Regions from separate parts of the Homo sapiens genome. Here region 1 is linked to region 2. A link is a loop called in an ENCODE intact Hi-C map of the cell type or tissue named here. Cell type or tissue: right lobe of liver. All regions are shown on one strand. Links, peaks and the distances in the headings refer to the core of each region. The heading gives the core; the rest is flanking DNA. Region 1 has its middle 6.7 kb from the start of TGILR. Region 2 has its middle 36 kb from the start of PRP4K.

Region 1 (6,800 bases), core at 685-5,684, 66 kb after region 2:
TCTTTCTTCAGAGGCTGGACTCTACTGGTTTTCAGTTTCTCTGTGTTTGTAGGTGAGTCTTCTTCAGTTTCTTGGTTGGCCACTTTGTTCTTTTGCTTCCATTTTGCCTTTTGTTCCTGCATTTTTTGTCTGAAGAGTTATCCTTTCTGGCAGCCTTTTGTGGCTTAACTTGCACTTTTGCAGGAATAGGTGTGGCTGACAGCCTTGTCCCACTCCCCTTGGGCCCATCCTCTGCTGCCCCCCCACCCCCAGCTTCACTGACCTTCCCTTGGGCATCATGGGGTGCTTTTGATGGGGAAGGAGGCTGCCTGGCTGTAGAGCGGGGAAGCCTTTGTAAAGCAGGTGCTCCCTCACCCAAGCTGTGGGAACCTGCTGATTCTCTTTTTCTTTTTTCTTCTTTATTTTTTAGAAAAGTTTTCGGGGGCAGGCACAGTGGCTCATGGCTGTAATCCCAGCACTTTGGGAGGCCGAGGCAGGTGGATCACTTGAGGCCAGGAGTTTGAGACCAGCCTGGGCAACATGGTGAAACCCTATCTCTACTAAAAATACAAAAATGAGGTGGGCATGGTGGCGCATGCCTGTAATCCCAGCTACTCAGGAGGCTGAGGCAGGAGAATCGCTTGAACCCGGGAGGCGGAGGTTACAGTGAGCTAAGATGGTGCCACTGCACTCCAGCCTGGGCGACAGAGTGAGACCCTGTTTCCAAAAAAAAGAAAAGAAAAGAAAAGAAAAGTTTTCAGTTCACAGCAAGATGGAGAGGAGGCAATGGAGACAGGCCGTACACCTACAGCCTCCACACAGGCACACCCTCCCCCACCATCAACGCTTTGCACTATGTGATGCGTTTGCTACAACTGATGGCCCTCCATTACCACATCATCATCATCATCGTCCCCCCAAGTCCATAGTTCATGTTAGGGTTCACGCTGTATGTGGTACTTTCTATGGGTTTGGACAAATTTATAATGACACATTGTAAGGAAAAATTGTATTTTTCTATCTACACTCACAGAATACTTCTGGCCATCAAATGTGTGGGTTTTTTGGAATGTCCTACAACTCAATTGACTTCAGATACTGTCTACTTAGAGTTGGTGCGGACCCCACAGGTTAAGTGCTCAGTCCCACAGGAATGCTCCCCTACTTCAGTTGCCAGAGGCAAGTCCAGACTGTCACCTGTGCTTCCAAGCTTCTGCCTGTAAATCAGAAACGGCCTCTATCCCCTCCTCAAGTTTGAAAATTTGCTAGAGCAGCTCACAGAACTACTAGAGTACCTGTTTACTATAAAAGGATACAACAGCCAGATGGAGATGCACACAGCAGCACATGGGGAAAGGGTCAAGGAGCTTCCACACCTTCTTCAGGTGAGCCCCCTCCACATGTTCACCCACTGAAAGCTCTCAGAACCCCGTCCTTTTGATTTTTGATGAAGGCATCCACACACACACACACATGATCAAGTCATTGGCCGTTGGCGATGGACTCAACTCTCAGCCCCTCTCTACCCCCAGGACTGGTCAGTGGGCTAAAAATTACAAACCTCTCATCGCCTGGCTGGTTCCCCTGGAGACCTGCCCCCATCCTGAGGCTATCCAGGAGCCCCCAGCCACCAGTCACTTCATTAGTATACAAAAGACCTTGATCACTCTGGGATTCCAAGGGTTTAGGAGTTGTGTGCCAGGAAATGGGGGCAGAGAGTAAATATAGTCGTTCAGTGCAGAGGATGTTTAGGTCAAGGCTGGGCATAGTGGCTCATATCTGTAATCCCAACATTTTGGGAGGCCGAAGTGGGTGAATTGCTTGAGGCCAGGAGTTCAAGATCATCCTAGGCAACACGGTGAAACCTTATCTCTACAAAAAATACAAAATTAGTTGGGTGTGGTAGTGAGCGCCTGTAGTCTCAGCTACGCAGGAGACTGAGGTAGGAGGATCACTTGAACGCCAAAGGCAGAGGTTGCAGTGAGCCAAGATTGCACCACTACACTCCAGCCTGGGCAACAGAGCAAGACACTGTCTCAAAAGAAAAGGATGTTTAGTTCAATGACGGACCACATATACCATAGTGATCCTGAGACAGCCAGGTGGGAGGGGGTCCCGGGAGAAACTCCAATCAGCCTGCCCACTTTGCAGCGGGGAGGAGCCTGGCCCCTCCTCTTCCTGTGTGGAACCTGGGATTCAGGGATTCAAGCTGCATGCGGGAAGTGCACTAGCAGGGATTCTGGCCTAGCGAGAGTCCCTGTTTCCCCCTTTCCTTCCTTTTCATCCAATAAAACCCTGTCTTACTCACCATTCAAATTGTTTGCAAGCCTGAATTTTTATGGCCATGGGACAAAGAACCCTGTCTTTAGCTGAACTAAGAAAAAGTCCTGCAACAATACCATAAGATTGTAATGGAGCTGAAAGTTTTCTGTCATCTAGTGATGTTGTAGGTGTTGAAACATCCAAGACCAACCCATTACCTTTTCTATGTTTGGATATGCAAATACTCGCCATTGTGTTATAATTGACTATAGTATTCAGCACAGTAACATGCTGCACATGTGATAGTAGGTAGCTAGCCAGGCATGAGTGGGGCAGGAGAGGGCTCCCTCCCCCCACCTACCAGGAATGTCAAGTGATCATCAGGTGATAGTCAGGCAGTTGTCACAGTGCCTCTCTAAAAATAATAATTGGCAGCTGGAGCCAGGGAGAGGCAATTTCCTGATGGCCCACAACTGTCACACTAGAGCGATAATTGGTCACAGGCCCAGGGAGAGGCAATTTCACAATATATAAAAAATACTTGAAATTGGTAATTGGCAGCTCAGGAATTCGGTGAGTAGGCTCAGGCATGCACATTAAGAAACAAAATGGCGAAGAAGGACCTTCCTGGGACATTCCGCCAGGGAAGGGAAGGAAGCCTCAGGCAAGCATGCATACAACTCCAGTAAACACACTGCGCATGCTCACCTCCCAAGTATTAACAGGCCACCACACGTGCAGGCAGCCCACCCTAAGGGAGGAACCATGGAAAAGGGATGCAAGACCCTGGAAATATGCCAACATATAAAACCCCGAGTCAAAAAGTCAAATGCCACACTTGACCTTCAAAGTGTCCACTTGGATCTCTTCCAACGGTACTTTCCTTTCTTTGCTACTCTACAGCTTCTTAATAAACTTCCACTCCTGCTCTGAAACTTGCCTCGGTCTCTTTTTCTGCCTTATACCCCTCAATTGAATTCTTTCTTCTGAGGAGGCAAGAATTGAGGTTGCTCCATATGGATTTGCCACCGGTAAATCAGATATTCGCCACCTCTAACATACAGGTTTGTAGCCTAGGAGCAATAGGCTCTACCATGTAGCTGTAAACCAAAAGTCAAATTCTAAGCAACCCCAGCCAATGGAATGGACTCCTCCTCCTGGCCAAGGGCATTCTAAAGTAAATCTGAAACACTAGTTCAGGCCATGATGGGAAGCGGGAGTCGGACACGCCTCATTACACCTTTCTCCCTTTGGGATTCAGGTGCAGCTGGCCAGCATTAACATTAAAATAGAGACTTTGCAAATGACACAACAGACTCTGTAGCAATAAGATACCAACATGACAGATAGCAGACCCTGAAAGAAATCAAAGTATTTTACCCCAAAATATATTTCTTTGACATATTTTGAAATGGCCCTGAAAAGTTGTCTCTTGTAGGGGAAATCTATATTCTGTAAAGAATCCTCCTCCATTTCCAGGTCTTTTCCTGATCTAGGAGAGAATTAACTAAGACTCTGGTACCTTTTTTTTTTCTGAGGTGGAGTTTCGCTCTTGTTGCCCGGGCTGGAGTGCAATGGTGCGATCTCGGCTCACTGCAATCTCTGCCTCCTGGGTTCAAGTGATTCTCCTGCCTCAGCCTCCCGAGTGGCTGGGATTACAGGCAGGCACCACCATACCCAGCTAATTTTGTATTTTTAGTAGAGATGGGGTTTCACCATGTTGGTCAGGCTGGTCTTGAACTCCTGACCTCAGGTGATCTGCCCACCTCAGCCTCCCAAAGTGTTGGGATTACAGGCGTGAGCCACTGTGCCTGGCGAGTCTAGTATCTTTTTACGTCTGATAAAAAACATTTGCAATCTATTCTCTCTGAAACCTGCTACCTGGAGGTCTGGAGGCTTCATCTGCATAATAAGAACCTTGGTCTCCACAACCCCTTATCTTATCCCAGATACTCCCTTCTGTTGATTCCACGTCTTTAGATAAATTTTAGAAAATTTTTGAATCCAGCTATGACCTGAAAGCCCACCTACTTTCAAGTTGTCCTCCACCTTTGAGTTGTTCCACCTTTCCAGACCAAAAAAATGTATAACTCACAGGTATTGGTTGATGTTTCATGTCTCATTATGAAATGTATAAAACCAAGCTGTAGCCTGATGGTATGGGCACATGTTCTCAGGATCTTCTGGGGCTGTGTCACGGGCCATGGTCACTCACATTTGGCTCAGAATAAATCTCTTCAAATATTTTACACAATTTGACTCTTTTCAATCACATAGCCTAGATGTGTAGTGGGCTATACCATCTAGGTTTGTGTGTATACATTCTATGATGTTTGAACAATGAAATTGCCTAACAACACATTTCTTAGAAGCTATCCCTGTCATTCAGTGATGTATGATTGTATATATTTTTTCTTATGTCACAGATGTATCCACCATTATGGTATCATACAGATTAGTTTCACTTACCTAAAAATCCTCTGTGTCTTCCCTGTCCTCTAACCCTGGGCAACCACTGATTATTTTACTGTGTCCATAGTTTTGCCTCTCACAGAAATCTCCTGTAGCAGAAATTGTACAGGATATAGCCTTTTCAAATTTGCTTATCTCACTTCTAATATGCATTTAAGTTTCCACCATGTCTTTTCATGGTTGCCAAGACCAGCTCAGTCTGGGGAGACCCTAACCCAGTGGTGCTAGAGGAATTAAAGACACACACACAGAAATATTGAGGTGTGGAGTGGGAAATCAGGGGTCTCACAGCCTTCAGAGCTGAGAGCTCTGAATAGAGATTTACCCACGTATTTACTGACAGCAAGCCAGTGGTAAGCATTGTTTGTATAGATTATAGATTAACTAAAAGTATTCCTTATGGGAAATGAAGGGATGGGCCAAAATGAAGGGTTAGGTTTGGCTAGTTATCTGCAGCAGGAGCATGTCCTTAAGGCACAGATCACTCATGCTATTGTTGGTGTTTTAAGAATGCTTTTAAGCGGTTTTCCGCCCTGGGTGGGCCAGGTGTTCCTTGCCCTCATTCTGGTAAACCCACAACCTTCCAGCGTGGGTGTCATGACCATCATGAACATGTCACAGTGCTGCAGAGATTTTCTTTATGGCAAGTTTTGGGGCCAGTTTATGGCCAGATTTTGGGGGGCCTGTTCCCAATAATGGTTTGACAGCTCACTTCTTTTAGCAATGGATAATATTTCATTGTCTGGAAGTACCACAGTTTATTTATTAACTCACCTACTAAAGAATGTTTTGGTTGCCTCCAAGTTTTGGCAATTATAAATAAAGCTGCTATAAACATCCATGTGCAGGTTTTTAAGTGGACCTAAATTTTCAACTTCACTGAGTAAGTATCAAAGAACATGGCTGCTTGTATGAATGTTTAGTTTTATAGGAACCTGCCAAACGGCCTTCTAAGTGATTGTACTGTTTTGCATTCTCACCAGCAATGATTGAAAGTTCCTGTTGTGTCACATCCTCTCCAGCATTTGGTGTTGTTAGAGTTTGCATTTTAGCTATTCTAATAGGTGCATAGCAGTATCTCATTGTTTTAGTTTCCAGTTGCTAATGACAGATGATGCTGAGCATCTTTTCATATGATTATTTTCCATCTCTATATCTTTTTTGGTGAGAAATATGTTCAGATTTGTTCCCGATTTTATAACTGGGTTAATTGTTTTCTTATTGTTGAGTCTTAATTATTTTTATGTTTGTTTTGCATATTTTGGATAACAGTCCTTTATCAGATACGTGTTTTGCAAATTTTTCTCCAGAAAAAAATATGTACTTTTTTCTAATTTGGTCTTGAGGACTCTCTCTGCAGAGTGGCTATAAACTCTAGCCTCACCCTACTGGAGCTCCAGCAGGTTTGGTTGTGGATGTTTGCAATGTGCCTTTTGGGGGGTACTTCTTTATCCTGGCAGATGGCCTAATGCCAAAGTGTCTGATCTGTGAGGAGGTATCCTTCTCACACAACAAACCTGTTTATACTGGCAGACTCCCTTGGGACTCTGGTCTGAACTGTGTCTAGTTTATTCCTATGAACATAGCCACTGTCTAGGAGAGCCCTAACTAGGAAAGAAGTTAGGTTTGGGCGTGTTAATCAGGTGAGACCCAGAGGAGGCAACCCAATAAAACACACGGAATACCAGGAGCCGTGTATTACTTACAGGTCCCAGAGAGAACAGGGCAGCATGCCTCACAGGGCCAAGGGAAAGGGGGAAGCCATCCTGGACACACACACTCAACCAGCATGTGGCGAGCAAGAGAGGCGTGGGGAGGGACTGGCGGGCCAGGCTTTATTCAAGTCTAAGATGTGAAACGGGCAGGTTTCTCGTGGGGAGTTCAAATTAGTGGCTTCACAGCAAGCAGGCATGAATTCTGAGTTCTGCTGTGACTGAGAGGTGGTCACTGTGGAATATCTGTGTTGTCCATGCAGAATGTGGGGGTCAGTGGAGTGCTTCAAGCAAGTTGTATCTAGCTGTCCCATAGAGAGGTGGTCACCAGGAGGTGGTTGTATGGGGCAGATATTTGGATCAAGCACCTTGAGG
Region 2 (6,800 bases), core at 885-5,884:
AACTCGCTGTCTCTTTCTCTTGTTATTGTTGTTGTTTTCCCCCATGGGTGAGTTCTTTATGGCAGTCTCCACCATTTCCTCATAATCATTTTCCTTTTGATTTCTATATTCTGACATCCAGTTCCCATCATACTGCGGCAGCTGATCTCTCAAAATAAATTCATTGATTTTTTTTTTTATAATTGCAGTTACATTTTTTCTCCTTTACTTTCCTTGCACACAGGACTGTATTTGATGCTGTTAATTAACCCTTCTTTAAAACTTTGTTTTTTGTTTACTTCTGTTTCTTTACTGACTGTGTACAGTAATCAGAAAAATCAGAAAAAGACCTGATTTTCTCTAAATCAGGCCTTTTTCCCTCAAGGATCTTTGTGGCCATTTCCCCTGGTTTTCCTTGAGGAGAAAACTATCTCTCTACATCTCCCTCTTAACCCAACTTCCACTCCGCTATTTTAATAGTCTACTGGATGCTACGGTGAACAATTTAAAAGACAGAAGGACTGGGTGACAAACGTGAGGGAATTTGGACTGATGTCTGCATGTCTGGCTTGAGTAACAGTAGGGACAGCAGTGCTGTTTCACATATACAAGGAACATGAGGGAGAAAAGGGCTCAAGAGGATCATTTTGATTACAACAAACAGGAACAATGGAAACCACCTGACACCAGTCCCAAACCACCAGTGACATTAGTCCAACCACTTTAAGAGAGTCTGAACTAGGTAGAAAGGCAAACTGATAGAGGCTCTCGGGAAAGGAGTAACTACTGAGAAGTCAGCAAGAGAAAAAGTAACTTGACAACACTGTTTTCAAACCATTGCAGCTACCTGAAAAGATCCCCTTTCCTGCTCTGGGAGGCTGTTCCATCTTCAGCATCAGCACTTTATCACAGAAGGCCTAAGCAGGGGAGAATGTTGCCACAGAAGCCAAAGAGGGAAAGTCTTAGTGAAGAGTCAAGAAAGAAAAGTCTTGGAGAAATACTTTTCGGTATGGCAGTGAGGAGTGTGGTGGCCTTCTTGAGAGCACTCTCACTGCCTTGGTGATAGGGGTCATTTTGCAGCATGTTGGCTGCAGAGAAGGCAACCTAAAGAAGGCATTCATGAAATGCAGCCTGCTTCTTGAACGAATCTGGATGAAAGGCAGGAGAATGCATGGCAGCTGGAGGAAAGCCAGGATGCAGGAGGGCATTCCTTAGGGCAGTAAAGTGGACGTACATGCGGGGTTAGAGAGCAACCCAGAAGCAGGAAGCATGAGCCAGAGTCCAGGGTGCTTTGGAAAGATTTAGATAGGGGGTAGGGCCCATCCTTCTCTGTCATAGGAAGCAGGATGTAAATGGAGTTTCTCTGGTTGGCTGGAGGTTGAGGAAGTTTGCTTCCTATGGCTTCTATTCTCATCTACTGAAATGTGAGAAGAGGCAGTGGGAATGGAAAAGCTACCATGGGAGTGAGAGGAGAAACTCAAGATAAATGAAGGAATTTCTGCAAGCAGTGTGGAAAGCTGAACTGAGGCTGGAGCCATGCATTTGGGGTGACATCAGATCTTCAGCGGAGTGCTTTTTTTTTTTCCAGCTTCACTTAATAATGTGAATAAAGATGATTTTGGTATAGGAATTTGCAGGATGGCTAATAGTGGAAAACAAAGGAAAATGGGGTAATAATAGAGCCTGCCATTTCAGAGAGTGATCAAAGTGACTCACAGTGAGATCTAGACTAGAGAGGGCAGAAATGAAAGGACCAAAGAGGAGAAGATGATCTCAGTGGAGATAAAAGGTAGATGGACGAGGAAAACTAGAGAGCTAGAAGGTTGTGATTGGAGATCAGGATGATGACATTTAAGAGCCAGAGGTGAAGTTTAAAAATAGGGATTGTGAGCTGTCCATGTTGGCACATGCCTATAGTCCCAGCTACTATGGAGGCTGGGCGGGGAGGATCACTTGAGCCCAGGTGTTTGAGGGTACAGTGAGCCATGCTCATGCCACTGCCCTCCAGCTTGGGCGATAGAGCAAGACCCCAACTCTAAAAAAAAAAAAAAAGAAGGAAAAATAGGGATTGTGCAATAGAATCAAACACAGAGGTCACTGGATAATAACAAACAGTAGTTTATGAGTAGTTTTTGTGTAGCTTTGTTTTTTTGATTTTTGTTTTTTTGTTTTTTGTTTGTTTGTTTTTTGAGACAGAGTCTCACTCTGTCACCAGGCTGGAGTGCAGTGGCACAATCTTGGCTCACTGCAACCTCTGCCTCCCGGGTTCAAGTGATTCTCCTGCCTCAGCCTCCCGAGTAGCTGGGACTACAGGCATGTGCCACCACGCCCAGCTAATTTTTATATTTTTAGTAGAGATGGGGTTTCACCATGTTGGCCAGGATGGTCTCGATCTCTTGACCTCGTGATCCGCCCACCTTGGCCTCCCGAAGTGCTAGGATTACAGGTGTGAGCCACTGCGCCCAGCCTTTGTGTAGCTTTTTGAGCAGCAACACAATAGTGGATAGAGCTGTAAAGAACACAAGGAGAGGAAGGGAAAATTCAAACAGCTGCGGCTTGTTGGTCTTTTAATGCCTGGTTCTTGATTTTGAATCCACTGCTGTCTTTACAGGAGGGCACTAATTTCCAGCGAAGAAGTGTAAGTTGCTTTGATCGTATCTCATTCTTACAAAATGTAGACTCACCAATGGCTGTTGTTTTTTTCAGTGGGCCTAATGCATATAGCTTCCAGATGTAAAGGTAAAGTACTCCAGTGGATGATTCATTTTAAATTAGAAATTAGCTTAAAGGCTAATAAAAGTTGAAAATAAAATTTATCTCAAACCTAGTTAGGTGTTTTTTCTTTTTGGCAAGAGAAAATGGATATGAGGAAAGTATTCTTCCTGTAGTGGGAGATCAGGGGCAATATGGTGATACCATAGCCATGGCACAGATAAAGTGGGATCTAATAATTTAGTTAATTTTATCTGTTTATTTGACTGTAGGTACTTGAGCATATAGTTGTTTTGTTGTTGTTGTTGTCATTTTTTTAAGAAAAAGCATCGGTGTTCTTTTGTTTTGTTTTGTTTTGTTTTTTTGAGAGAGAGAGGTCTCGCTGTGTTGCCCAGGTTGGTCTTGTACTCCTGGCTTCAAGTGGTTCTCCCACCTTGGTCTCCCAAAGTGTTGGAGTTACAGGTGTGAGCCACTGCACCCAGTCAAGTTTTCCTTCTTAAGTGATAAGAGTGATACTTAGAAAGATACTCACTTGGAAGAAGAGAAATTAAAAATTTTAGCACTTTTTGGCCACCTAAAATAATTGCATGGAAGAGTGACCAAGAAAAACGCTGAAAAAAACTTTTCTTTGGGAAAATATATATTCCTTATATTCCTTAAAGCAAAAATGAATAGAGAAAAATTGGCACCCCTGTTGTGTTAGAAACTATTTGAAAAATGATGAATTGTAAATATTGTCAATTTCAATACTCTGGTTTTGATTTAAAGTTTGAAATCGAGATTTTGTGATGGAATGATTTCTTCTGTTTGTATGGTAGTTAAAGCTTGCTTATTACCACCATACTAGAAACTTGGCCGTAAACAGGAATCTATGTGCCTGGGCAGAAACTACCCCATAAACACGTTGTTATTTTAAAATCTTAAAGGAGAGAGGATATCAAAGTATATTCTTTATCATTTTCTCTTAGAAAATCTGACATTGTGTTTTTGGACTAGTAAGTAGAATAGATATTTAGCAGGAAATTTATATGTAGGCCTTTGGGCTTCAAAAATACTTATCCCTGTGATCCTTTGGGCGTATCTATGATGTCATGATGTTGACGGTGTCAGCATAGTTTATTTTGTCACATTTGTGCTTTCATGAACATAAAACCTTTAATTCGTTTTCTTTAAAAGGTACAGCAGCACCATCTTAGTTAAGCAGAACAAGTTTCACTTCATGTGACTCAATCAATGAAGGAAAATACAACTTTTGATAAAGACACCAGTGAGCATTTTATTGATTAATGGGATGCGTTATTTAGCTTTATGCTTGCAGACAGGCTCAAGATTAGATCTTAGTACATTGGGAAAAACTTCAGTTATACAACATGTCCTAACTTTTGTTGTGTTGACATTCAAGCTAGAGTTTAATACTCCTCTGATGAAGGTATTAAATAATGTAGGTTTCTAAGCTGTATGCAACTAAAGCATATTTGCTTCATGACCAACATCTATATGCTGTGATGTTATCCAGTGAGTGAAACACAGGTCAACTCTACACGAAGCCTTTTTTTGTATTCCTATTTTGTCTTCTCCATCTCTCCTTTCTTATTATAGCATATTTTTTTCACTCTAAGGAAAGAACATTTATGCAGGGCTTGCTTACCCCAACAAAGCATAGCACAGGCAGGGCTGACACAAAATCAACGGGAGAAGTTTGAAAAAAGAGAACTGCTGGGATTAAATGTTCAGTGATTTACTTGTTGTATTAGTCCATTTTCATGCTGCTGATGAAGACATACCCAAGACTGGGCAATTTACAAAACAAAGAGGTTTATTGAACTTACAATTCCACATGGCTGAGGAGGCCTCACAATCATAGTGGAAGACAAAGAGGAGCAAGTCACATCGTATGTGGATGGCAGGAGGCAAAAAGAGAGCTTCTGCAGAGAAACCCCCATTTTTAAAACCATCAGATCTCATGAGACTCATTCACTATTAGGAGAACAGCACAGGAAAGACCCACCCCCATAATTAAATCACCTCCCACCGGGTTCCTCCCACAGACATGTGGGAATCATGGGAGTTACAATTCAAGATGAGATTTGGGTGGGGACACAGCCAAACCATATCACTTGTTGAATGCACTTGGATTGTACGGAGTGGGGCTGAGCTGCTGATGTGTGTGCTTCATCCACTTTGGGGCAATTTTCTTATTGTATAAACTGAATCATGCGCCTGTCCTCATTTGGCTTCACGTTAGAACCAAAAGATGAGAGATATGTGCCCTTTAAATGGGCTTTTAGTCACATTTTATAACATAATAAATCTAATTTTCAATGAATATACCAACGTATATATCTAGAATAAGCCATTTGCTCAGGAAAACATATGTCAACATACTTATATGCAGTAAACGCCAACTGAAGCTTAACTTTTTCTAACAATTCTGAAGTCTCAGAACATTTACTACCTCTTTTTAGGAATTGCTTCCAGAGCCATAAGCACATTTTTATAAATATTGCCAACAGTGATATAATATCTTCATCCATTAACATTAAATTGAATTTTTTGCAAATGATCAAAAGGTCATTCCGAGTAAATTCTGTTGTATAGTGCAGATGATCAAGCTGAGTATTTGCCATGTTTTTATTTTAGAAAAGAGATGTTGCTATAACATAAGTAAATAGATTCTCGTATGTGGCAGATAAATTTACTTGTAATCTGCTCTAGAGTGAAATTATTTTTTACATATAAGCATTGTCATCATTCTAAGGATTATTGAATAATGAATATAAAATGTTCTTGTGTATTTGTGTATGTGTATATAATTTTTTGAAAGTTTCTTTATCCTATTGACCCTTCTCATAAACAGTAGCATATATATATTATATGTAGTAGAATTTATATAGGAACATTGTCTTTTTCCCAGTAATGCTGATTCTAAACTAGATTATGTAAATTTCATGTAACATGACATTAAGAATAGTGGGGTGCTAAAGATATTTAGAAATGATTTCCAAAATTGTTGTATTTCTAACATAGAAGGATATTGTCATTTTAAAATAATGTAAAGAAAAAATGCCCCAAACTATCTCTTTAATAAAGTTTTTTTTTAAAATAAAAAACCATTTGTTCAACACTTTATAATGTATATGTTATTTCTCATACCTGGTGTTTTTTTTCATAACAACTAGAGAAAATTGCTATTATCATTATTCCCATTTGAAGAGGAGCCTATGAAGTTTCATTAGAGGTAAATCATCTTGCTCAAGATCACAGAGCAGTAAGTGTTGGAACTGGAATAAACCTAGATTGTCTGACTCCAAATCTGTGCGTGTGTGTTTAATGTTTTAACTTTTATTTTAAAAGTTCAGGGTACATGTGCAGGTTTGTTACACAGGTTAACTCGTGACTCGGGGGTTTGGTGTACAGATATTTTGTCACCCAGGTACTAAGCATAATGCCCGACAGTTTTTTTTTTTCCCTGAGCCTCTCCCATCTCCCATTTTCCTCCCTCAAGTAGGCTCCAATGTCTGTTGTTCCCCTCTTTCAGTCCATGTGTTCTCATCATTTAGCTCCCACTTGTAAGTAAGAACATACAATATTTGGTTTCCTGTTGCTGTGTTAGTTTTCTAAGGATAATGGCCTCCAGTTCCATCCATGTTCCTGTAAAGGACATTGTCTCATTCTTTTTTATGGCTGCATAGTATTCCATGGTATATATATACTACATTTTCTTTATCCAGTCTACTGTTGATGGGCATTAGGTTGATTCCAGGTCTTTGCTGTTATGAATAGTGCTGCAGTAAACAGACAAGTGCATGTGTCTTTATGATAGAATGCAAATCCTGTGGGTTTTTTAATAAGATAATTTATATGTGAATACTTTGCAGTAGGAAAATGGAGTATAAATCAAAGAGCATTTGACAAGATCGAGTCCTGGCTCTGTCCCTGAGTAGCTCTGTGATCTTAGGCAGTTTATTTCATCTACTTTCTTGTGCCTTAAAGTTAAAAGACAATAAACTTGGAGAAAATATTTGCATCATATGTAACAGATAAAAGATTAACATCCAGAACACATAGCCAATTCCTAAAGACAAATAGTGCAACAGGCTGTGCAATTT

Evidence for each region. Hi-C counts contacts between places; a loop is a spot of excess contacts. Peaks named below come from ENCODE experiments on the same cell type or tissue, not always from the same donor. Only the 100,000 strongest peaks of a DNase experiment are listed, where the experiment ranks them.
Region 1: a loop joins it to region 2, with 2.4 times the contacts of the local background. A loop is called at or near these places in 18 of 110 quality-filtered maps.

The regions. Positions count from the first base shown.
Region 1 is chr6:3,915,323-3,922,122 of GRCh38, reverse strand. No RefSeq gene overlaps it. Among named protein-coding and RNA genes, the nearest start is that of TGILR, 6.7 kb to the right of the region's middle. In right lobe of liver, for the core only: no CTCF peak of the experiment used is centred there; a DNase peak (open chromatin) is centred at 2,622; H3K27ac peaks cover 1,531 bases.
Region 2 is chr6:3,981,686-3,988,485 of GRCh38, reverse strand. No RefSeq gene overlaps it. Among named protein-coding and RNA genes, the nearest start is that of PRP4K, 36 kb to the left of the region's middle. In right lobe of liver, for the core only: no CTCF peak of the experiment used is centred there; no DNase peak of the experiment used is centred there.